5 separate regions of the Mus musculus genome follow, and all the other regions are linked to region 4. Evidence: chromatin loops called from intact Hi-C (ENCODE). Cell type or tissue: heart. All regions are shown on one strand. Region 1 overlaps Dgkh (diacylglycerol kinase, eta). Region 2 overlaps Vwa8 (von Willebrand factor A domain containing 8). Region 3 overlaps Zfp957 (zinc finger protein 957). Region 4 holds the start of Rgcc (regulator of cell cycle). Region 5 overlaps Dgkh (diacylglycerol kinase, eta).

Region 1 (5,000 bases), 630 kb after region 4:
TATGAGGACAGGCTATAGATAGTATCTTAGCTAGGGTTTCTATTGCTCTGAAGAGACACCATGACCACAGCAAGTCTTATGAAGAAAACATTTAATTGGGGGCTGGCTTACAGTTTCAGAGGTTTAGTTCATGATCATCACTGAGAGAAGCATGGCAGCATGCATGCAGACATGGTGCTGGAGAGGGAGCTAAGAATCCTATATCTTGATCTGCAGCAGAAGGGACTGTGTGCCATACTGGGCATAGCTTGAGCACAGGAGACCTCAAAACCCGCCCCCACATTGCCACATTTCCTCTAACAAGGCCACATCACCTTCAACAAGGCTCTTAATAATGACACTCCCTCTGGACCATGCATTCGAATAGATGAGTCTCTGGGGGCCATTCCTGTTTATACCAGCACAGTGGGGAGTGGGGGAGCAAGAGAAGTTTTTTTTTTTTTTTCTAGGATTTGCATGTAGACCTTGAATGTGGTGGCCCTGTGCTTCTGACACTTCTTGCTTCTAGGGGAACATCTGGTCTACCTCTCCTGGACAGCCTGAGACAAAAAGCCATTAGCATCCCTCTTTGGGCTTATAGGCACGGAGGACTAGGTATTTTGGTTGTCATGATGACCACATGCTTTCTTGCCGATCCTTGGTTATTGCCAACCTTTAGTAAAATTGTGTTTGAGCTCCCTCCCCCAATTGCGCCCCCCCGCCCCCCAGTTTATTACAAGTCGAGTGGTACAAGGAAGGATACAGTGGAATACAGTCAGCCACAAACAGCCCTGCCGTTTGTAGCCCACAGATGGATCGGTGTCTTATTTATGCAAAATCAGCTGGGCACGGAGAGCAAATGCTGCAGGACTGCGCGGTGTGCGGATCTAAGGGTCGATCTCAGAAGAACAATGGCTACCAGAGCCTGGGGTGTCTCAGAGGGGACACGGGGTGGGAGGAGGGTTGATCAAGTGGTTAAACAGTTAGAGGAGAGTCAGAAATCCTGGCACGCCATTGCGTAGTCAGGTGACACGGAGAAGGACTGCGTGCTTCCTAGCTTGCCGAGCTGGAGGGAGAGCATACGTTCTCACTGTGAAGGTGTTTGTGGTGCTAGGTGGCTTAGTCCGACTTAAACTTTACACATGTGTACATGTATTGAAACACCTTATAAAAGGTATACTTTTTTATGTATCAATTCCAAATGAAATTTCAATAAAAAATTAAGAGTAGACTCATTCCAGACATGTGGGTCCAACCGGAGAGGGAGCGTGGCCTGTTTGAGGGTTAGTGTCGGTGGTGTGTGGCGAGCTTGCGCTCTGGTGTCCTCAGGAGACCCTTCCCTGGCTTCTGGTCACAGGGGAGTTTCCTCACTAGACCAGAAACAATGAAGCTACACACATTGCGGCATCTTTTGGCAGGCGACATTTTGATGGCATTTTAAGGCACAGAGGGCAAGGAAGATGAAAGGTTGTTTGCAAGTTCCAGGACTTGTGTGCTTAGGGAGATGATGGTGTTGCTGACAAGCGAGGTCCCCGGGCAGAAGAGCAAAATGGCTGCAGGAGGATTGTCCACAGAAGGTACCTGCCTAGTTACAGGAAGCTTGGAATTAGAGTTGAGACCTTCTGAAGCCTGCGCTTTCTGCTAGCCTGAGACCTACAGTACATGGGATAAAAAGTGCTTGTTGAGTCTAAGGTGGGCCAGCAGTGCCAGGTGGTGGTGTGCAGACAGTGAAAATTATGAGTAAAGCCAGGAACTTATTTTGGGAGTTGTGCATGCATAGATATTTAGAGGAGATGATTGGAGCTGTCGTGGAGGGAGTTCACTTAGATTTGCACACAGGCTATAATTGGAAATGGCCAATGAAGAGTATTCCCTTAAAGTGGAGAGGACAGCGAGCAGTCACAGCACACTTGTGCTGTGAGGTGACAGGTGACAGACAGGACAGCGGAGCATCTGCCTTTCCTAGGCTTGCTGGGATAGAAGGGAGCATTGGCTTGCAACATGGGGCAGTGTCAAGGTTTTTACTTTATTTTGGATAATACTTACGAAGAGGAAGGAAAGTGGATGGAGAGGGAATGATTGTCGAAGACCCAAGAAAGGGTTCTGCGCTGTCAGGACAGCAGTGTGTGCTCAGGATGCAGAGACCAAGGAAACACACTTAGGACTCAGCAGCACCTCCATGTGCTAGTGGTGGTGGTTGTTGATATTATCCGTAAGAAGAGAAGGTCCAGGTTCAGAGTCATCGATTCGCTCAAGGTCTCCACAGCCAGCTGGGGTCAGAATTCTGCACCTCTGTCCGTTAACAAAATGACTGCGTGGCTGTAAAGCTGGAGATGAGGCCACTGTAGAGAAGTAGCACAGGGGCTAAGTTTCCTCTGGACAGTGATGGAGTAGTAGGCAAAGGTCCCCAAGTGGGAGTGGCAGAAGACGGCTGTCCGCGTTAGGATTTCTATTGCTGTAAAGAAACGGCGTGACCACAGGCCAGCTAAGGAGGAAAGTGTTTATTCGCTTGATGCTTTAACATCGTGGTCCAATGGCTCCCAACCTTCCTAATGCTGCAACCCTGTAATACAGCTCCCCATGTGGTGAGCCCCAGCCATAACATGATTCTCATTGCTGTTATGAATTGTAGATATGTTTTCCGACGGTCTTAGGTGACCCCTGTGAGAGGGTCATTCAAGCATCCAAAGGAGACTCAGCTCATGGGTTGAGAACCATGTCTTAGTCCATCGCTGAAGAAAAAGTCAGGACAGGAACTAATTCAAGGCAGGAACCTGGAGGCAGGAGCTGACACAGAGGCCATGGAGGGGGGCCGCTTACTGACTTTCTCCCCATGGCTTGCTCAGCCTGCTTTCTTATAGAACCCAGGACCACAGTCCAGGGAGGCCACTACCCACAGTAGGCTGGACCTTTCCCATCAATCACTAATTAAGAAAATGCCCTACAGGCTTGCTTATAGCCAGATCTTATGGAAGCTTTTCCTCAATTGAGATTTTCCTCTTGGGAGACTCTCATGACAAGCTGACATAAAACGTACCAGTCCACCAGGGATGGATCCAGGTAAGGGAACATGTTGCTGTCAACAATCTACACTCTGTGGTGGGGGCCTGGGTGGGTTTACTGCAGCTTAATCCAGTAATTTGCTCAGACTTCCATCTCTGATTCTTCCTCTGTCCCATCTTAAATACAGAGGACAATCAAATGCGTTTCTATTGTGGGATGTGTGCCGTGTGTGTGTGTGTGTGTGTGTGTGTGTGTGTGTGTGTGTGTGTGTGTTTGAAATTACATTACTTAAAAACAAAACAAACTGGCTTATCTTTTTTGGGTATAAATATTGCCCGTGCAAATCATCTCTGAGTGAATTTTCTGGCACCGTGTGTGTATTTGTGTGTAAATTAGTCCATGTGACTCTGAATTCAGAGAGCTGGCAGATGTCTAAATGAGTATCCCTGTGTCATCAGGACCTAGATATTCTCTTGGGGAAGAACTAGAAACCTTGAGAATATTGAAATACATGACTAAAATTCCAGAAATCACACACACACACACACACACACACACACACACACACACACACACACACACACACACAAAGAGGACTGGCTCTTCCTGACATCCATATGAATGGTAGCATGTGACTCCCGGTGCTGTGTGTGGTCTGTCCATCGTCTCCGTTGCACTTCATTCTTTTCTGTCCTGTTCTTGGCCACCCCAGTGACCCCAAACCCCTCCGTAGCCCTGAACTAGACCTGGGAGCATGGTGAGTGCCAGGTTTACTGAGGGCCAGGAAAGGTGCGGAGTCATCTGTTTAGCACATGAGTTACTAGTTAAAAAGTTGACAGTGTTCAGTAGTTAATTTTAGGCCCCATCAACATGCCCCCATCAAAACAGCTTTATCATGGTGGCCACATGGGAAAGCGGTTACATCAAAATGTCATGTGTGGGAAAAAGGATTATTCTTAGAAATAAGTAGGGGCGTTTGATAAAGAAGAATTTAATTCAGAATTAGAAGGAGAGTTTTTCTTTTTAAAAACAGGCCCGTGTGTAGTACTGACAAACCTGGAACTTGCTATGTAGACCAGGCTGGCCTCGAACTCAGAGATCTGCCTGCCTCTGCTTCCCAAGTGCTGGGATTAAAGGTGTGCGTCACCACACCCAGCCGAGGTTTTATCACCTTTATGACAGTTCCCTCACGCTATCCATAAAGCGCAGACAAGGATTTACATAACAGAAAAAAGGTCACCATCTTCCCAAGGCAGGACTGAGCATTAGTGTAACACCACTGCCACCTAGTGGTGATCTCTTGCAGCTCGTTGTAAAGTAGGAAAGAGGATGTTTATAAGAGATATGGACACTTTGTACCTTCTCAATGCAGTTTTATCTCTCTAATTAGAAATTTATGCTCATGAACCTCTATGGAGAAGATACATACTAAGAGCAGAATGAACATCTTAGGGGTTAAATAAGTATTCACAGAATATAATTACTTTCCATCTGATTTTACCTTTATGCCTTTTCTTAAGAAAAGAAAATTATAAACCAGTGTAAGTAAAATAATATATTAGAAATTACTGGGCATTTTGTATAAAGGGTAATTAGACTATATTATACAGTCACTATCGTTTTGCTTTAGAACATATTAATTTGCATTTAAGCACAGATATCTTAACAGTTTCCAGTGTTGCATACAAAATGATGGGGGTTCTTTGGATCTACGTAGAGGTGGGTGGAGTCCCCTAGATGCTGGGAGGCTCTCTTCATCCTGCTTTCTTGAGCTTCCTCGTGTTTCAGTATTGGGTAGGTGTACCCCACTCCTCAGCCCAGTGTTGGTTCAGCCTAAGGTATACTATGCTTGTGTTTTGCAAGTTGAACTTTTTCCTTAAATAGAGATGCAGTCATAGGAATTCCCATAGCCAGGAAGCCCTGTGGAGCAGCTGCAGGGCCCCACTTGCTTTGCCTCCCTGCGTCACCTGTGTGAGCCGCATTTGGAGGGACCCACTGTTATAAGTGGCCAGGCTACA
Region 2 (5,000 bases), 180 kb after region 4:
ATGGTGTAGTGACCCCCAACCAATGGAAAACAATTATCTCATTGCCTTTTCATAACTGTAATTTTGCTACTGTTCTGAATTGTAATGTAAATATATAATATGCAGGATATCTGATATGTGACCCCTAAGAGGGTCCTGACACACAGGTTGAGAACCAGTGATCTAGAATCGCTGATCCAGGAGGCAAACCTCTGGGTGTGTCTGCGAGGGACTTTCTAGATTTGGTTATGTGAAGTGGGAAGACCTGCCCTGAATGTGAGCTGTGGGCATCCCATGGCTGATGTCTCAGGAGAAAGCTGGCTGAGTGCAGCCTTCCCTCCCTCCCTCCTACAGGGGACAGAATGGGGCAGCCATATGTTCTTGCTGCTGCGACTTCCTTACCACTAACCTGAATTCCGCTGAACTTCGAGCACAAATGAGCCCTTGTCAGACATTTTGCCACAGCAACAGGAAAGGGACTGACCCATAGGCTTCTACAGCAGAGAGAACCAGGCTGAAATTACAGCTCTGTTCTTCACTAGCACAGCAACTGTGGCCAAATTACTTAAACCTCAAAATGGAAAGAGAAGCACATACCGAAAGTAGTGGCTATCATGATCTTTCTCTCTCTCTCTTCCTTCCTTCCTTTCTTACTTTTTCTTTTTCGTTTTGGTTTTTGGTTTCTGGATTTTTTGAGACAGGGGTTCTTTGTATATCCCTGCTAAGATTATAATATACCCGATTTTATAGAAAAAGAAATTAAGTCCTAAGAGGTGGCATGAGTCCTCAGGGAGACGTGCTAACGGTTCAGGAACGAGGACCTCCTTCCTGGATTACAGGCTGGAGGACATTTCTCTGTACCTGTGGCTTCAACAGGACCCACACTGTGTCCCATCTTTCAGGTTATGCCACCTCATACAATGCTTCTCATACAAGACTTTCCTTTGAGGGTCAAAACTCTTCTAGTGCAGATAGCCAACTGACTGTTTTTTAATTGTCATTCTTTTGGGAGGGTGACATTAGCAGAGACAGCTTATTCAGAGGTTGCACACTTCAGGGGCTCGGATGATGGCTCGGTTGGTGACGTGCTTGCCATGAAGCCTAAGTTCAGTCCCCTAGAACCCATGGGCGATTGGTGCACATCTGTAATCCCAGCACAGGATAGTCTCTGGAGCTGCTGGCTTGGCTGTCTAGCTGAATCAGTGAGCTCCAGGTTAAATAAGAGCTGCTCACCTTGACCTCTGGCCTCTATGTGTGCATACATGCACCTCCCACAAAAAAGATAGCATGCTTCCGAGGGAAAGAAGCAGGCCAGGGAGGGGCTAAGCAGCTCAAAATGACCCGGCTATAAAGGACGAGCGTTATTGCACTTAAGGGTCATGGCTTGTGTACCCAACAAGCCAGGTTTGGTCAATTGTCCTCAATAAGCTAACTAAAGAAGCCATACTAATAGTAAAAGCAGAAAACAGGCATTATTCAATGTGGCAATACTGGGATGAAGACAAGGAAATCTATCAACTTCTCCAAGTCTACCTTGAGGGGCCTTGACAGAGGGTAGAGTTTTAATAGGAGGCAAGAGGCACATGGTAGTTCAGCTATGAAAAATGTCACCAGAGTAAAATGACTTCAGAAGCTGCTGGAACCACTCATTCTCCCCTCTTTCTGGAGTCAATTTGTTGTGGGTGACAGACACCCTTTCTTTTTATCCCTCTGTGACTGTCATAATGCTGCCGTCCTTAGGTGTGCCCTGACAAGCCAGGGTCAGCCACCCATCCTAATCACGTAACCAAGGAGCCTGGATATTAGTGAGAGCAGACAAAGAGAGGCACCCAATGCGGTCATGCCGATGAAAGGACAGAGGGATCACTGGACCCCTCCCCATGTCTGTCTTTTTAACTACAGTTCTGCAAGACTAAACTGACAGGAACTGCTCAGGAGATGGAATTCTAACATTGACTAGGCTGAGGCAGTTCTGTTTTAAGCTCGCTGACACCCTCTTGTGGTCAGCAGAATAATTTTAGTTAAGTATAAATTGGGAGTGATTTAGAAGTTAGTGCTTAAATATAACAAGATAAATAAGGGTAAAATGACATTTTAAAGGTTATTATATTATTTTAGGCTTTAGCCTATGCTTAGAGGCAAAAATATTTCCAAGTGTCTCTTCAAGAAACATCAAGGTGAGAATGGATGTTTTTCTTGTGGTGCTGTTCATAAAAGAAATACTATTATAATTAAGAATAATGTTCAACATATGTGGTAGTAGCCATATTACCACCAATTCCTTAGGCTTTTTTTCTAATGCTGTAAATGAAAGAATATTCTGTGATTCTCTGGATTTCACTGGTTTGTGTATGGATAAGAATCCTATTTGGGGAACTTCTCCAGAATGTTGCCTTATCAAGATGCACTCCATGAACACAGCTCTGGAATGGGGTGTGTGAGAATACCCCATGGAGAAGCTGGCGAACCTGCAGCTAAGTGAAAGTAAGTTTACAGATGCCCCCTTTGTATTCAAATGCTGACTTAAGAGTCAGGGATAACTAGAGCAGCAAGGCAAATAAGGGTAGCCATACACCTGTTACCTGGGGCTAACAGCCAAGGGGCCATCATACAGACAGAGGAGGGAGGGAGGGCCTTTCTAACTTAGCATGCCAACCAGTGTGGACAGGAGGAGTGGTGGAGTAAGACATCACCACTTGGCAACCATCACTGTATTCGTACACGCAGAGAATGCCAAAACAATGGATGAATATTGACAGGTTTGGAACACACGCCACAAACACCCATCCTAATCATAATGGGAAATAGCGCTCGCTCCAGGTGAATCCCATCGGAGAGAACACCTCCACCTCACCATCGGTGGACCAGTTCTCCGTGCCGGATAGGGCACACTGAACGGAGCCATGTTGTCAGTGACTTTCCTGCCAAAAATTCGTACTCTGGGTCCCGAATCAAAGGATGTTTTACAAAACAACAGGTTGTGGTCTTCAAAATACCACAGAGAACCAGTTATGAAAGCCAGCAAAATGAGGAACTGATGAGACAGAAAGACACCAAAGAGGCCGCTCTTCAACTCCTTCCTGTTCTCACTGGGCACTGGAGCTGAATACGGTCTGGGGACAAGGCTTCTACACTGTATCAATCTCACATTCCTGAGCTTGAGGTCTGGATGGAGGCCATGCCATGTGCCTGGGGAGGAAATACTCCGGTATGTAGAACTAAAGGATATGTACATTTTACTTTCAAGCAGTTAATGAAAAAGAGACACATAGGCACAGGTATCACATGTAACACAGAGAGAAATTAAAAAGACTTCATAAACACAGTGTTTATGAAGGTAAAAAAAAAAAAAAACAAACAAACAAACCAAAGCAAACCAAAATCAAAACGGTTAAATTCCCAAAGGGCAGAAATCCTAAACAGAATTTGACTCCTAATAACGTGACCCCGTGCCCCGTTCTCATTCAAGGCATGTCAGTGCAAACAGATTCCCCTCACATTTAGAGAAGATCAGAACATGTAGTGATAAACTTGGAGGAGAAAATTCGAGATCTATTTTTAAAGGACATTCTATTGGAGTTTTAGGGAAAAAATCACATACATAAATAAATATTAAAATATACTTCTATTTGCCACACATCATCCATGCATGCAAGCATCAGGCATCTGTCGTGGAGTTGGGCATTGGCGAGAAGTGAGCTATTTTCAGAATGGTTAACTAATTCCTGTCATACTTTTACAACAAACCCAGCTTACTCCCACCACCAATCCAGAAGCTATAGGGGAAGAACAACCATTGCAATAGTAGATCCTGTTAGCCACGAGACAGTTCCTCCACACTATGGGCCCCTCCAAGCCAGGCCAGGACACCGCAGTTTCTGGTGGTACATTTTCATCAATAGGAATTCAGTGTGGTTAAGGAGATGGTTTTCAATCGAGCATAGTGCTTTTCCTTTGGGTTAACACAAGGCCTATGTAAGTATAAGATTTTCCAGGAGGGGTATAGGAGAGTGTTCTTTATGGGAACATTGCCCAACCCACACCAGCAATGAAGAATGTATTGAGTTTAGCAGCTTAATCTTCACTCCTAAAATAAAATGCAATGAGAATTACTCAGCTTTAAGTAGCTCATTCTGTGATCAGCTGATAGAGTGTCTGGCATGTATAAAGCCATATGTGTATGTATGTATGGTTTATATGTATATATATATATATATATATATATATATATATATATATGTAAGATGTATGAAGGGTCTGATTCTCAGTATAGCAGAAACAAGATGTGGTGGTATATGCCTGTAATCCCAATACTTGGACACAGAAATAAGAGGATCAAGTAGGTCTTTCTTGGATAGATAGCCAGTTTGAGGCTAGCCTGGGCTACATACAACTATGCATCAAAAAGAAAAACTGGGTGAAGCTCACTAAATGCAAATGTATTCAGAACAGCAAAGAAAAAGTTGGCAAATTTTATCCTGGCAACGATAAAGCCTCATAAGAGCCGTGGTGCCACTTGATGGTGAGTATGTGAGAAAGGAGCTAGCCCTGAGGAAGAACAGCTCTCATGCGTGCTGACTCCTAGCTATGAGCTGGACACTTTTACTCTGGGATTTCCTGGTTCTATGAGACAGGAAATTACCATTTATAGCTTAAGTTAGTGTTAACTAAATCAATGTTCCTATTAAACATCATCTTACATTCTGTCTTTTTTTTTTTTCCTTCTGAGACATAATCTCATGTAGCCCAGGCTAGCCTCAAACTTACTATGTAGCTGAATCTGGCCTGGAATTCCAGACCATCTTTCTACCTCTTAAGTCCTGGGAGTAGAGGTGTGCTACAACACCCTGGTATGGTTTTTTTGTTTTTGCTAAGATACAAATGTGTGCCTTCATCTTGCACAACTTTTGATTCCACAATGAACCTGCAAACACATAGATAATAGCTTTTTTTCTTCAAATGCATAAGGAGAATTACTGTTTTAACCAGCGGCCCAACCCTATTTATTTATCCTACAAATC
Region 3 (5,000 bases), 73 kb after region 4:
GAACTAGTCGTCCAGATAACACTTGACATGGTTAAGCCTATGTGTGAGGACTGCAGGCCTTTGACATTTGAACATATTAACATATTGATTGTTTTAAAAAGATGTCTGTGTCTTGCCTGCATGTATGTGCACCACGTGTACACCCAGTGCTCATGGAGGGCAGAAGAGGGAGTTGGATCCCTTGGGTCTGGAGCAGTTATAAGCTGTCATGTCTCACAGGTATGGCAACTGTACCCAGGTACCTAGCCTGGACACTGATCTCCTTAACCTTGGCTAGATTTTTCTGCTGGTTGTAGGTGGCCAAAATTAATCACTTTCAAGGCCAGGTGAGGGTCTGGTCCTCCTCAGGAAGTCTCCCTTGAGCAGGAGAGAACTTCTGGCTTCTCTAGTCTGCCTTTTACCTCCATGTGAGGGGAAACCAAAGCACTTGGCTGACCAATGCTTTGAAGTGTTGGGAAAAGGGTGTTCGTGTGTTGACAACTAGCGAGAGTCCTTCTAGTGGAGACGCCACAGCCTCCTGAGGGAGAGAACAGGTGACTTCCCACGGCGAGTATAGAAGGACACCATAGCCTCCTGCGATTTACTTGAGCTGGGAAGTTAAGTGGGTAAAAATTTTCTCCCTTTTCATCTCCCTGAACACGTCGGTGATAGACCTCTGAGTATGGTTATTGGGTGCACAAAAGATCAGTTTCAGTAGTATTGTACTTTTTTTTTTTTTTTCCAAGACAGGGTTTTTCTTTGTAATCCTGGCTGTCCTGGAACTCACTCTGCAGACCTTGCTGGCCTTGAACTCAGAAATCTGCCAACCTCTGCCTCCCGAATGCTGAGATTAAAGGCATGTTGTGACATCACAGTCTGGCGCTTTTAACTTCTGTGTAATATTTAGATAAAGCTTCAGTAGAAGTGTAACATTTTAAAGTAAATCTTGATTAGACATACATTTTCTAAGCCAGTACCCAAACCTGTTAGATAGAGTAGATTAATAACTTGTGACAACTCCACTTAAGCAGAGGCTTGGTATTAGTGTTCTAAAGTTTGTCCTTAGAAATTGTATACACACACACATACACACACACACACACACACACACACACACACACACATATATTTACACATATATATAAAATATACATATATAAATAAATGCATATATAAAATAAATATACACACACATATATATTCTTTGTTTCCCCTTTTGCATAACTTTTAAATAATTTACTTAGACCCTTGTAACTTGTATAAGCTGTTCAATTTTCTTTCCCATTCTGAGAAAATAAAAATCCAGCCATCTTAATTTTCATATACAAATCTTTATTTACTAAAAATATTTTCAGGTTTACACCCCAACATCTTACTAGTTTCTTAATACCATGGCAACCTAATAACACCTGCAAATACATTGACTGCCTGTTGTGAGAGTTTTCTCCCAGGGGGATTAAGCCACATCTATCCCCTCTCCATAAGGTCCCAATGACAAACCAAAGTTCAGTTTCAGCAAAGCTCACTGGGGGACCAGTGAATTTGTGAGGCTCACTTAGAGAGCACGGGTGACCTGAGAGCAGCGCATTGGAAAGTCTTTCTCAGCATGGACGAGGTCTTTCTCACAGCCATGTCGTTGGAGCCATTTGGCATTCCTGTTCGATAGGGTCTGCAAGTCCACCCTGCAGGGGTTTGTTGTTTATAATGAGTTCTGGGTGGTCCTGAGGTAAGAGAAACCTTGGACATAGGAAATTTCAGGGACCTTTCCCTCTTGTTTATTTCCTTCCCTTAGAAAGGCTGTAATTGAATTATGGTATTATAATTAAGCACCCTCCCTGGGGGGACACGGTTCACCATCCCCCAGAGGGTATTTACACCTCACACAAGCTGAGAGAAAGTTTAAAGTTTTCTTTCTAAGTCCTTGGGGTTTAACTTACTCCAGCTGTCCAGGAGGCCAGCCAATGGGGGGCCTGAAGAAATCTTAGTGGCTTCCATTTCCATCGCCCAAGACTGGGACAGTCTCTTTATTCTCCTGAGTCTCCAGCCTCTACCCAAGAGGCATATTCTAGTCAACTGAAGAGGCAGTCAGTTTGACCTGACAAAACACCCCGCAATCCGTGCCCAGTGTCTGACTAGCTCTTCTCATCCCTGCCTGTGCTCTTGGTCTCATTATTTTCCCCTGATACCCCAGAAATCTCTGCTGTGTTTATTCCTGAAAGCGCCCTATTCCCTTCTAGCCTTATCCACAGGACACACGAAGGTGAAGAACCCGAGGTCTAAGAGACTATGGTTGTCTCCTAGCCCTATTCACAAGTGGACTGATCAAGGGATATGCCTGTAGTCTGAAAGACAGAATCCCCCACTCCTAAACTATAAACTGGCTTAAGGCCCTGCTGTTTAGAGTGCTAATATAAACTAAAGAAACTTCTCCTCTCCTGGTAGGGGAGTGTGCGAGACCACAGCACATCTCTAATCGTAGCCTAAACAAGTCAGGGATAGCTGAAATGAAACTGTTAGGTGCTGGGCCTATATAAGCTTCCTGGCTCATAGATAGGGGGGTGGGGTGGGGTGGTTGTGTTGGTCCAGATGAAGTGAAAGGGGAGAGATCTGTCTGCCTTAGGGTCTCCCTGACCTCATGTCTGTTCTATTAATCTATCAGTCCATATTACTCCCTGCATCCAGCCCAGGTAGACAGCAAGCGTGCTACGCACCCCTGGTGACTGTCTAGATTGGCAGAACCGCCTTGCAACTCACCACGTGTAACCTGGATTCAAGTCCCTGTAACTTAGAAAGCCCTAGACACAGAAAACAAAATGCCCAGTGTTTGGCCCTGGGCCACTACAAATCTCAGAGTGTTAATAAACCAATATTGGGGCCACACAGATGAGAAAGCATTGATTCAGTAAATACTTCATGGAACATAATTGTGTTAAAATCCAAGGAATCTGCCACGAAGGTCTGATAGGACCTCTAGTCTGCTAATGTCAACAGAGTCCCTTGGTTACTTCCTGCCTGTAATGAGCTCAGCTCCGTGATAAAATGAGTCCATCCTGTCCCGGGACATGAAGTCCCCACGAGAGGCCAGCATCTCACAGACTAAATGTGGATGGTCTCCACCTTTCTTTTTCAAACAAACATCCAAGTTAGATAGGTGTGGATACAACAGAAGAAATTACCCTTGGGTGTGGAGCCTCTGAATAGCAAAGTAAAGTAACAGAGGAAGGAATTCTATGGCTTCTACTCAAGGAATCTGTGAGAAAGGCTAGAATCCCTCTTGGCTTCTGGAGAGGGAGAAAAATTTAGTCATCATCTAATTTTTAGGTTAAAAAACAATAGTGAGCTTCTCTCTCTCTTAGAGAAGAGACAGGGAGAGGATGGAGATGCATACAGGCATCTAAAGTAAAACCCCAAAGGTTTGTGTGATGTTGGGTGGAAAATGACTCCCCAAATCTCCTCAAGGGGTATTCCTTCTTCTAGCTCCTGGATTGGGTCTCACCTGTGAGATGACCTACAGCCTCCACAGTGATGTCAACACAGAAGATTTAGTTCTGTGCACCCATCTCAAGTCAGTGGAACAGTTCAGCTTGCTTCCTACAACATAATAGATGTTACAGCAGTTGTTTTCAATCCGTGGGTTCAAACCCCTTTGTGTGTGTGTGGTAGTAGCAGTTATGAGGTAGCAATGAAAATAATTTTATGGTTGGTATCACTACAATGTGAGGATCTGTGATAAAGGGTCTCGGTATTAGGAAGGGTGAGAACCACTGTGCTAGACTGAGAAGCAACAGTGTCTAAGCAGTGTCTCCTTGTTAGAATATAGACCCACCAGCCTGAGACTTCAGCACGCCTAGAACTTGGCAGTGGTCCCCTCCCCTTTCCAGATGAGGGAGGGTGCTGTCAGGGCCTGGCTTGGTTTATAATGACCTTAATGAGCAAGTGAGTGTTCGTCAGAAGAGCTTGGGTTCCAGTCCTTAAAAATTCTCAATATAAATATATTCTCTATATAGAATAAAGCAATTCTATTTTTTTTAAAGCTACAAGTACACAAGTGTACTTACTATAAATATAGAGTAGAGGCTGATTAAGGATGGGCGACTTTGCCTCCAAAGGACAGTTGGCAATGTCCGCAGACATCTTTGCTAGGACTGCCACAGCATCCAGGGTACCGTGTCTGCAGCTTCTTAATCACCCACATCAAAGACCCACCGGCCTTCTGATTCACTGAGTACTGCCGAGGTCTAGAGGCCCTGGCCTATGCACATAGAGAGGGATTCAAGCGCAATTGCTGTCCTTTAGGAACTCTTCTGAGTGGGGTATTGTGGGTAGTGACAATGCAGGAGGGACAGTGTGGCTGTGGCTGTGGCTGTGGCTGTTGGGTGTCTAACCCCTTCTGTGGTGAGCTGTTTACTATAGTCTGTGCTGTCTTGGGGTAGAAATGAATGGTAAGATTCTTTCTACCTTCAGGCACACCTGGGCCACACACGTGTAGATTGTGGTTCTGGTGGGAAGAGTTCGGAACGGGAAGACTGGTGCAGAGTAGCATGTGGCTGCTCTCAAGCTGTCACCTTCAGGAATCTTCCTGGTGTCTGTTTATCATTCTCTCTTCTTCCGGTCCCTTCATGTTCTTGGGAACTTGAACTTCTGGGCCAGCCTGGTGCCCTCTCATCTATGCCACATTCCACTGAGTGGCTTTCCCTTGGGTTAGAGTTCTCAAACTCTCTGAGTTAGTCTCATCATTGAAGACACCTTGCTTCTAGAGTCAAATTTGGAAATACTCGTGAATGAAAGAAAAGATGCCTGGGATTTGCCTCAGAATACTCTGAAGAGAGGGTGTGAGGAGACAGAGGGAGATGACAGAATCTGGTTTGCTAAGGCCCTGGATGACAGTCTGCCGGTGTTTATTTTATCAGTTGCTGTGAACATTTAGAAACCGTGTCTGGCTTTCAGAGGCCAAGCCTCGGGTAGTTGCCAAGTAGAGAGAAAGCAGTTCTCCTCAGCTCTCTTTTGGAGGGTGTCTGAGC
Region 4 (5,000 bases):
ACAAGTTTCATGAAAAGAGTGGCCAGCAGTGTGCAGAGAAGAGGTGGCTATGGTCTGACTATGTCAGACCTTGGGGTGGCCTGAACATTACAATCTCATTGCAAGTTTGATCCTGTCAAACAGCGGGGCCTTTGTGAACTGGCTGTCACCAGAATAGAGCTCTCCCAGATGGAAGTAAGGGTTACCAAAGGGCTTGAAGGGGGCGCCGTTTGCTCTTTCCTTCCTTTCGCCCTGTGAGCAATCAGCAAGCCCTCACCAGACAGCACTGGGTGGGAGTCTTGATCTTGGGCCGCCTGGCCTTCGGAACAGTGGGGAAGAAATCTCCGTGATTCACAAATTACCTAGCCTGTGATATTTTATTATATGATAGCAAAGCATATCTACGGGAGAGACCGGTTAAAATAAAGATCGGGTCTTTACAGCACTAGAAGTCCTGACTTTCCTGTTGGAAATTAAAGGAGACATCAAGTCTTTTTCTTGAGGCCATTGCAGCCAGAGACTGAATGACTGAATGAGCTTTTGAAACCTGGAAGTTAGGTAAGTCTCAGTGAGGAGATGAAGGATACAGCTCCCCGTGCCTCCTGAGGGACGGGTTGCACCTGAACACTGAGGTCATTGACTATCTCTGTCACCACTGTCAGGTGGGGGGGGGGGGCATAAAAGGCCCTAGGATATGGAGCCCAGCCAGAAGGCTCTGGAGAACAAGGGTTTAAACCTTTACCTGGTTCTAGGGAAGAAATCAACACATGTGCAGCACTGAGTGAGGCCTTTGCACTGAGATGTGTGTAAGGATGGGCTGGGGGCAACCCAATTTCACACCAGGTGAACTGTGGACAAATGAATTGTGTTCCACGCACTAACTGAACAGGTAATTGGCATCTTTTTTTTTTTTTTTTTTTTTTTTGGCTGCTCCTCCCAGATTGGTTGCTGCTGTTGGCTTATCTGCTCTGGGGCTCAGTGCCACCCTTGACTGCTTAGTTCTTCTTCACCCTAGGGAGGCAGGGTGTGGCTAACTTCAAAGTGGTGCTGAAAAGAGACAGGCCTGCCTTCTATTAAACCACTAAGGGGTAGGCAAGCCCCTTAGCTGCTCTATTCCAGTTTTCACACCTGCCGACCACTGGCAATGATTATATTATTCAGGGGTGGCTGTCAGGAGTGACCTGGTGCATGCCACATTCTGACACCTAGGAAGGCTGGAGTCACTGGGGAAAGATGTCCTCACATAACACCATCCAAAGATTCTGTGATGATGGCCGTTGATCACTTGAAAGTGTCTAGTATAGCTAAGGAAGTGTCTGGTGTAGTTAAGAAAGTGTCTGGTGTCTGGACTGAAAACTTTCACTTTATTCAATTTTGATTGTTTTACATTTATTTATTTATTTTCTTTTGCAGGTCTGAGGATGAGCCTTCAGACTCAGGGCTCACCCATGCTAGGCAAGCACTTTATTGCTAAATCATATTCCCAGGCCCCAGCTAGCCCCTTACTTTACATTAATTTAGTGGTGTGTGTGTGTGTGTGTGTGTGTGTGTGTGTGTGTGTGTGTATGTGTGTGTGTGGTGTGTGTGTGGTATGTGTGTGTGTAGCATGTGCATATATGCACACAAGGCGTATGTTGTGCCGGACAAGATCAGAGGTCAACCGCAAATGTGATCGATTCCCTGGGCACTGCCCACCTCCATTTTTAAGATACAGCTTTTCATTGACTTGGAGTTCTCACTTTGGGATTGGCTGGGGAGTCCCAGGGATTTGCCAGCCTTTGCCTCTCAGGGCTGGGATTATAAGTGGTGTCCATCTAGTTTGGATTTTTTAATGTGGATTTTGGGGCTTGAACTTGGATCTTCATGCGTGCACAGTAAACTCTTTACAGACAGGATTGTACTATGTAGGGTTTTTTTTCTTTTCTTTTCATGCAGTAGTCCTCAAATCTCCACTCTCTTGCCTAGACCCCCTTCTACCATCCTCCTTAGGGCTGGGACTATAGGCGCAGGCCACCAGCAGGCCTCTTATTTTACGTTTAATAACTACCTGGGGCAAAGGGCTGTTGGTCACCTGAGGCAGGAATTCTACTGGGCTGTGCTAAGGATGGACGCTCAATCATACGGACCCTATACCAGAATGCATCTGTCCATGTGGTACTCTGCGCTCAAAGATCATCTCAATTGAAGACTGCATTCACCTCAACCCACTGCCCTCAGCTGTCCACTCTGTCCACGCACAACCTTATAAATTCCTTGAGAAAAGTCAGATGGAGGACTGGTTCTTTGCAGAGGCTACTGAGGCCCTTGGCTCCTTTATTTTTGCAGCAAACAAGGAGGCTTTCTGCATGTGCAGTTCCATTTCATAGATGAGGCTCAAGGAGGCTCAGCCAGAAGGCGGGAAACAGGGTAAACTCTTGGAGAACTCTGATGCCCGCAAAGACACTTCCTTGGGTCGGGTTGTCAGGGTGGTAGAGAAAGCGGCGGGTAAATATTTGGGGCGGTATCCTGGACTCCGGCGACACCCGTCACTGCGGTTCTTCAGAGGCCAGCGCGTGGCTAGGGCGGTGCCGGGAGTAGGGGGTGGAGGGACAGGGGCGTCCCCTAGGTCGTCTGGGACTTACTCAGCAGCCCCGCCCCGCCCCGCCCCTGCCGGTGGCTATAAGACGGAGTAGCCGGCGGGTGGCGCGGCTCAGGCGAGTAGCTAGCGCTCAGGCTCGGCAAGGAGCAAGGCAGAGGCACCGGAGCAGACTGCAGTGCAGGCGGCAGCCACCAGGGCCAACACCTCGCAGCATCTCTGCTACGCGTGTCACTGAGCAACTTCTCCATGAAGCCGCCCTCAGCGCAGAGCAGTCCCGCGGCGGTCGCGGCCGCAGGTGAGTGCCTATTTGGAGGTGTCTTCTCCACCTCTGCGCCCCGGGATCGAAGCCAGGGACTGCGTCCACGCTAAGCTACACTCTCAGCTCCGGGGCCCCTGAGAGCTGGAGCCTGCAAGTAGGGGCGAGAGAACAGAGGTCGCTAAGGTCTTCTTCCACTGCCCACCCTTCTGTCCTCCATCACCCTGGCATCCCGTCTCCGGATCGCTCGTCCGATGCAGGTTTAGTTTGGTTTTCCACGCGGGACAAGGAACCGGAGTCTGACACGTAACGGGTGCCTGCTGACTCAGACTTCCCGCCGCCACGCGCTCCAGGGAGCGAGCGTGGGCAACAGTAGGAAAGCGCGTGGGGTGGGCTAGGTGACTTCCAGACTTTCAGCTCAACCCACGGAGGCTTCTTCTCCTCCGTGTCTGGTGACAGGCGCTTTAGAGGGTGGTTGGGAGGTTACGGAGTAACTGACTGCGTGGCTGTCACTGGCAAAGGCAGAGTGGAGTTCTAGGGAACGCTGGCCGCCCCTCCAGATGCCCTCTGTGCCCTCCCTCCCCTAGCCCCGGCCATGGACTCCGCGGCCGCTGCAGACCTGACCGACGTGCTGTGCGAGTTCGACGCGGTGCTGGCCGACTTCGCGTCGCCCTTCCACGAGCGCCACTTCCACTATGAGGAGCACCTAGAGCGCATGAAGCGGCGCAGCAGCGCCAGCGTCAGCGACAGCAGCGGCTTCAGCGACTCGGAGAGTAAGTGAAGCCCTGTTGAAGTCAGTAATCCTCAGACTCAGGCTTCCTAAAGCTCTAGATTCACCTGGGTTATCTTTAAACTGAGGCACGACATCTGGGGAAAGTCAGACCCGGGGATCTGCACGGCTCTGAGATGCCTGAAGAGTTGACTTTCTGAGTCGTTAGCCCAGATGTGCGGGGGTCATTAAGGCGTTCTTGGGGAGAGAGGTACGAGGGTGGGTGGGTGGCTCTTAAAGAGCTGTGGGTCTACCTGTCACGGCAGGTGTGTACCATGAGGCCTGAGGGTTTGTGCAGTCAGCCAGAACTCCTGGGAGTCCAGCCAGGCCTTCCAACCTTTTCCCGCCTTTCTACCCACTCTTCGCTCTTCATTTTTTTTTTTTTATTTTATTTTATTTTGAGACTCTCCCAAGGTGATCTATGTAGCTGCGGGTGACCTCGAACCTCTCTGATCCTCTTTCCTCGGGCTTCAGGGTGCTGGGGTGACAGTGCAATGCCACCACATTTAGGCACATCAGTTTATAGGCAATGCTGGGGGTCAGACCTAGGGCTTCTTGCACGCTAGGCAAACACTAGACCAACAGCACCCTCCCTTTCCTTTTCCAGAATGGGTGTTGGGGAACATGAGGACACGAGTGAGCACAAGAATGAAACATTTGTGAAACCAAAATGGTTTCATAAGCTGCTGTTTTTGGAATGCTTGAAATAACTTCGTTCACTTTCTGCCTAGCTCCCAGGCTCTTTCGCCACTCCAGGCACTTTTGAAACAGTCTCCCGCTGGGCTGCTGAGTTCAAGTACAGGGTTTCAGGCACGCCCACCCTCCAGGTTACCCACAGAAGGTCATCCTAGTAACCTTTTCCACATTGCCTCTGGAGAGGGGAAGGGGGAGGGGAGGGGGAGGGGGAGGGGGAGGGGGAGAGAGAGAGTTAGTTTTCAGTAACTCAAGTGACCTGCAAGAACAGTGAATTTGGTGACCTTTTATTTATTATTATATAATTGTTTTCAAATCTTGGCTTATTCACTGTTTTTCAATGTGAACTTTAAATTCTGTTTGTTCTTGTGCCCTTAGTCCCTAGATACAGGCTCAGACATCACCAATTGTGCTGTCCCCAACTCTGGGAGTAAAAGTCACATTGCTGTTTTGAAATCTAGAAACATTTTCCTTTGTTACTAGGTGAAGATTCTGAGCCTGAGCTGTCCTCCTGAGAAGGGATGATGTTTGACATCCAGGTCAGGATTTGAATCTGAAACCCAAGCTCTGGTTTGATTTTCCTTAGCCACCTACACAGATCACCACGTGACTTAGGGGGCGAAGGGGGAGGGAAGAGGGCTGGTGAGCTGTTCATTTCCATTTAGAACTTTTGCGTCTTGATGCCAATGACCTGGTCACTTGTTCTCAGCAGTCAAGTGAAGCCT
Region 5 (5,000 bases), 630 kb after region 4:
ATCAGGTGTTTGATCACAGCATTAGAAAGTAACTAATATGTATCTTATTGATGAAGTGAACTGCTCGGTCTCTCCGGTCCTGCCAGCTCTTTCTCTTCTCGGTTATAGAGATACAATGTACTGCATAGCCTTCAAGGCTCTGTGGGATTTACACACTGGACAAGCTTGCTGTCTTCCTGGGAGAGGATGTTCCTAATAGGATTTTTAAGGTGGGAGCCTATTGGAGATGGAGTTGAAGGAATTATCTGGGAAAGGAAGAATGCCAAACCTACTGAGGCTCAATGGCTTGAGCCTCTGGTAAGAGGGAGCCGTGTACTGTGGGCTTCCATGTTTGAAGATAACATTTCCTCTTACACTGACTTTTCTCTCAAATGGGTTTAAGCTTGAAAGAACTTGTCGTCAGGATGCATGCCAGTAAAGAAGGAGAAGAAAGCAGGAAGTGGAAAGCATGCTGTTAGACAAGGAAAACAAACAAACAAAACCCTGCTCAGTGGGAAGCTGCCTCTGCTCAGAGCACTGTAGCAACCCTGAAGCCACTCTCTGCTGCTGTCTAGCTCCCAGCACGGAGAAAGCCAGTGCAGGCTGGCTGTGTGAAGCCACGGAGCGCCTCCCCCATCCTCCTCTCTGGAAGCGTTCAGGATCTTCTCTGCTCCTCAGGGATCTGTAACTTCACAGCAGAATTCACAGTGTGGGTTTATTTTCATCCACTGTGTGGGCTTCTCCCCATTCAGGGCTCAGTTCTGGGAAATCATCTTGAGTTATTTCTTCCTTCTGTTTGTTCTCCTTATTCTGTGTGGTATTACCATTGTTTGGACGTTGGCCCTCCTGGATTTGTCATTGCGTGTTCCTTCCCAGTCTCTCCCCAACTCCCCATTTTCTAGCATGTTTCCCTTTTCATTGTGCTTCCTAGGAGAGTTCTTGACTTTATTTTGCAACCTTTCTATTGTATTTTCACTTCCCTTTGGGTAAATATACAAACATTTGTGTGTGTGCACACAGGGCTTCCTGCGATGGTTATCATACTTCAGCATCTATGTGGGCTTGGTTTTAATGCTCCCTAAAGGATGCAAAGGAAAAAAAAAGTGGTCTGCAGAAGATCAAATGTATGTTATAAAATGTGAATGTTATAGAATGTTAACCCAGGCACTCCCTTTTATGAGCTTTTGACCATCTCTTCATTACTCATATCTATCACGGGGTGTTAATGAATGGTATGTGAGTAGTGGCTGTTTAGGGAACAGTGACAAAAGAGTGGCCATTTTAAGTTCAGTTAAAAATGCTTTTTTTCCCCCCCAGAGTATTTTCAACTTGTGGTCAGTTGACTCAATGGATATGGAACCCACAGACACACACCCACACACACACACAGACACTACACACTATACACACACTACACACACAGAGACATACACACAGACACACACACTACAGACACACTACACACACACATTATACACACACAGAGAGACACACACTTCACACACAGACACACATGCTACACACAGAAACACACAGACACATACACACTACACACACAGACACACACACAGACGCATAGAGAAATAAACACAGACACACACACAGACGCATAGAGAAGTAAACACAGACAGACACACTAAACACACCACACACACACACACACACACACACACACACACACTTACTTGTAGAACCACCACCCCTGAAGCTGGACCTACACACACACACACACACACACACACACACACACACTTACTTGTAGAACCACCACCCCTGAAGCTGGACCTCTGAAGCTGTTTGAGGTGCAGGTGTTTCATTCTATAACCTGACTAGGCTTTTCCTTGACAACCCCTGACATCTCCGCCCTTGGCTTTGTCAGGTCCCAAAGGGCTTTCCAATAGCAAATTGCAATCCTGGCTACCGTCATCTTGAAGGTTTGTTATATAGCAAGTCCAGGGTACTGGCTTATTCACACTTACACAGCACTACTCCTCTGCCTCTAGTTACTTCTGAGTCTTTTATTCTAGACTCTCTCCATTCAGCTCTCTCCAGAATAAGCCCCCAGCCTTGTTCTGCTGTGGGAGACAGACATTTGGGGCAAAGCAGAGCTGAAGAAAAGAGGAGTGGGGAGGGCGGGTGCTGGTGAGGGAGGAGGAAGACAGAGGTTCGTTCTTTCTTTATATATATACATATACATATATGTATATATATATATTATTAGATATTTTCTTCATTTACATTTCAAATGCTATCCCAAAACTCCCCTATCCCCTAAATCAGACTTTCACCTAGTTCCTTGCTCCGGCACGAGAGGTACCTGGTGCTGTGAGGTATTGAGTCCTTCGGGGATCGTCTGTTCTAGTGGGCTGGCTTTCAGCTGTCCACACTGCCACTGTGTGGCTGCACTAAGTCAGTCCTCATTCTTGTATCTGCTTCACCACTTGTAAGTGGTTCAACTTTGATCTCTGATTTTGTTGAACCTCATAATCTTCTGCCTTTCCCAGAAACCTCTCTACTGGAACTTTGAAGGAATGAGAGCGTGTCGAGAGCTAAGAAACCTGTGTAAAACCAGTAGTTTTAAATATGGATTTTGGAAAAATTAAAAACATACTATTAGTTTAATATCGTAAACTCATAATCGTGAGTAGTTAAGCTTTGTTTGCTGATGTGTGGTTACAGTGGAGCTGTGTTTTAAGACAGTTTTTAGGGTACTGAGGCCTTTCCAGTCTTCCTTGCCTATATGTTTTAGCATGGCACTCTTCCCTTCCCGATTTACGTGTAGTATTTCATCAGAACCTTGCCTTTGTAAAAGCGATGAAAGCATGAAGCCGTGGTGGGCCGGGATGGCTGTTGTCTCTGCCTGTGGGTTGCCTTTGTCACCTATTCAAGGCTGAGCTCTTCATCTTTTCATTCCCCCACCCCCTTTCAGTTCATAGAATTTATAAGTAACCATAGCTTTGTATGGAACCATTACATAGACTTGTAAGTAACCAGGAGGTCCCTGGCTCTTTCTTAGCCATTTCTAGCTCGACCCCACTGTGTCTCTTTTTCCTTTATGAAGGCTTCTTAGTGACCCCCGTGTAATGTTTCCAGTCTGCTCATACGTTTCTAGCATCTCCATACTTTTATTTGGACCCTCTTATGTCCGGGGTATGGTGTATCGGCCAGGATTCTAGGGCAGCCTAAAGGATGGGCCAGTGGACTTGGTTGATGACCTGAAACAGCGGAGAGTGGCTGAGTGTGGTTTAGTAGTTGATATGTAAGTGCTAAGGCTGAGAGCAGCTTCGCTGTTTGTTAATCAGCCCTAGTTAGCAAGGGTAAAGCTTGATGTTTTGTTTATTAAGCAAGTATTTATTTTTGGGGGAGGTGGGGTCAACTATGTGCCAACCAACTGTTTGTGACTGAATGTAGAAATCACCCAAACATGAAGACCCCTACCTAACTCTGTTGTGTGGGAAAGTAGGCCCAGCCATTAGCTGTGAGCTGTCCATCACAGAGCTTTGGGCCAAAGCAAACCTTTATTTCCTTGTAACTGTTTTCCTTGCTTTCTTTCTGACCCCTTTGATTTTGCCCCTAACCTTTCCGATCTCCCTGTAACTCATCATGGCCTCAGACCTTCGCCTCCATTGGTCCCTGCCCTTCCCTCTTGTGTATTCATGCTGTGTGGTCCCATCCTGTCCTGTCCCCGACGTACATATTGTTCACTGATCAGTTATACTCTTCATATATGCATACTGTCCCCAAGCCAAGACTAGCCTCTTCAGCTCATTAATTTAAACTCTTCACATTCTTGATCTACAGTCCTGTAGAATGTACAGTTAGGGAAAGTTTCTCAGAGTTGGATGTGGTGGCTTCCCACTTTGAATTGAAGCACTCAGAAGGCGGAGACAGGAAAATTGCTACAGTTTGAGGCTAGCTTGAGCCACATAGTGACTTCCAGGCCAGCCTGAGATGGGTAAAACACTCTCTCAGAAAACCAAAAGCCAAAACAGAAGAGACAGTTTCTTACAAGAACAATTCCGAATGAAGGTGGACCGAAACCTGCCGGGTCATTTGATGAGTGGAGAGCTTTCCCATCGCTGGCCAAGCGTGTCTGTTTAATTGAGTAAGGCAGAAAATTCAGATTCGGTGTCACCACCCACCATCCCCGGTGGACACTCCTGGCTAAGGATCATCTCCATTCTACAGAGAGACCTGGTGGGTGGGGCTTGACACAGCTTTCTGGACGAGAGCTTCAGAAAGATTGGCTTGGTGCCTGAAGAGCAGTGGTATGGACTGTGAGTCAGAGCCTAACAGTGACAGGAAAAAGGTGGAAGAGGAAAGATCACAGCCAAGTGAAAGAAGAGGAGCGGGAAAGAATGAAGAGCAGTGGGGGTGGCGGAGGGCAGGGAAGGAAAAGACCATTCTTAAAGGCAAGGTTAAAAATGTGGCAGTGGAAAAATGCAACCTATTCTAGACTTTGGAAGAGGAATCTGTAGGAGAGGGAGACACGCCGGATGCTGAGAAAAGGACTGTAATGGGATGCTATTGAAATGGGTTTCGTTCTGCCGAAGTTCGGTCTGAGGTCCCCAAATGCCGCAGACAGAACAAACAGTATGTGATAGCAACACCCACATGGCCTAGAAGAGCTTTGCAGCCCCTAACATGATACCATTTCCCGCTCTCCCATCCGGTATCTGGGATGGCACCTAATGCTAGGTAAGGGCCCAGCTCCACATCTTGAAGATGCCCAAGATGTGTCTTGAGGTCCAGCTGGGAAGGAATGAGCCTGGCTTACCTCAAGTTACATGGAAAGTTAATAAGAGTCATTGGCTCTCTTGACTTGATCCATAGTCTCTGGAGGCTTCAGAGACACTGGATCCTGTAAATGCTTGCTGTAGTGACTCCTGCCTGCCTGCCTGCCTGCCTGCATGCATGCATGCATGCCAGAAAGAAGTCTGCAGGGGACACAGCTGGGCTTTCTTAATCACACCAGTCTGATTTCCACGGGCCAGGAGAGGGCCTGCTGGCGAGTCTTTTAT

What was found. A loop is a pair of places that touch in the nucleus more often than their neighbours do. Peaks named below come from ENCODE experiments on the same cell type or tissue, not always from the same donor. Only the 100,000 strongest peaks of a DNase experiment are listed, where the experiment ranks them.
Region 1: a loop joins it to region 4, with 2.3 times the contacts of the local background. A loop is called at or near these places in 8 of 42 quality-filtered maps.
Region 2: it touches region 4 in a loop (3-fold over the local background); 19 of 42 quality-filtered maps call a loop at or near these places.
Region 3: it touches region 4 in a loop (4-fold over the local background); 3 of 42 quality-filtered maps call a loop at or near these places.
Region 5: it touches region 4 in a loop (1.8-fold over the local background); 8 of 42 quality-filtered maps call a loop at or near these places.

The regions. Positions count from the first base shown.
Region 1 is chr14:78,667,731-78,672,730 of GRCm38, reverse strand. The region is part of intron 2 of Dgkh (diacylglycerol kinase, eta); the gene reads left to right. Among named protein-coding and RNA genes, the nearest start is that of Gm30716, 19 kb to the right of the region's middle. In heart, a CTCF peak has its summit at 2,556; a DNase peak (open chromatin) is centred at 4,210.
Region 2 is chr14:79,121,705-79,126,704 of GRCm38, reverse strand. The region is part of intron 37 of Vwa8 (von Willebrand factor A domain containing 8); the gene reads right to left. The region is part of intron 1 of Gm30970 (a long non-coding RNA gene); the gene reads left to right. Among named protein-coding and RNA genes, the nearest start is that of Gm30970, 11 kb to the left of the region's middle. In heart, a CTCF peak has its summit at 1,974 (motif pointing left); a DNase peak (open chromatin) is centred at 1,714.
Region 3 is chr14:79,226,185-79,231,184 of GRCm38, reverse strand. The region is part of intron 1 of Zfp957 (zinc finger protein 957); the gene reads left to right. Among named protein-coding and RNA genes, the nearest start is that of Zfp957, 19 kb to the left of the region's middle. In heart, a CTCF peak has its summit at 3,054; a DNase peak (open chromatin) is centred at 3,024; H3K4me3 peaks cover 72 bases; H3K27ac peaks cover 79 bases; H3K27me3 peaks cover 3,424 bases.
Region 4 is chr14:79,299,301-79,304,300 of GRCm38, reverse strand. Rgcc (regulator of cell cycle) reads left to right here and starts at 2,666. Exons shown (of 5, transcript NM_025427.2): 1 at 2,666-2,852; 2 at 3,401-3,586. The coding sequence starts at 2,804. In heart, CTCF peaks have their summits at 2,536 and 2,741; DNase peaks (open chromatin) are centred at 2,640 and 4,868; H3K4me3 peaks cover 2,155 bases; H3K27ac peaks cover 1,658 bases; H3K27me3 peaks cover 2,195 bases.
Region 5 is chr14:78,674,017-78,679,016 of GRCm38, reverse strand. All of the region lies in intron 2 of Dgkh (diacylglycerol kinase, eta), which reads left to right. Among named protein-coding and RNA genes, the nearest start is that of Gm30716, 26 kb to the right of the region's middle. In heart, a CTCF peak has its summit at 2,381; a DNase peak (open chromatin) is centred at 4,216; H3K4me3 peaks cover 480 bases; H3K27ac peaks cover 630 bases.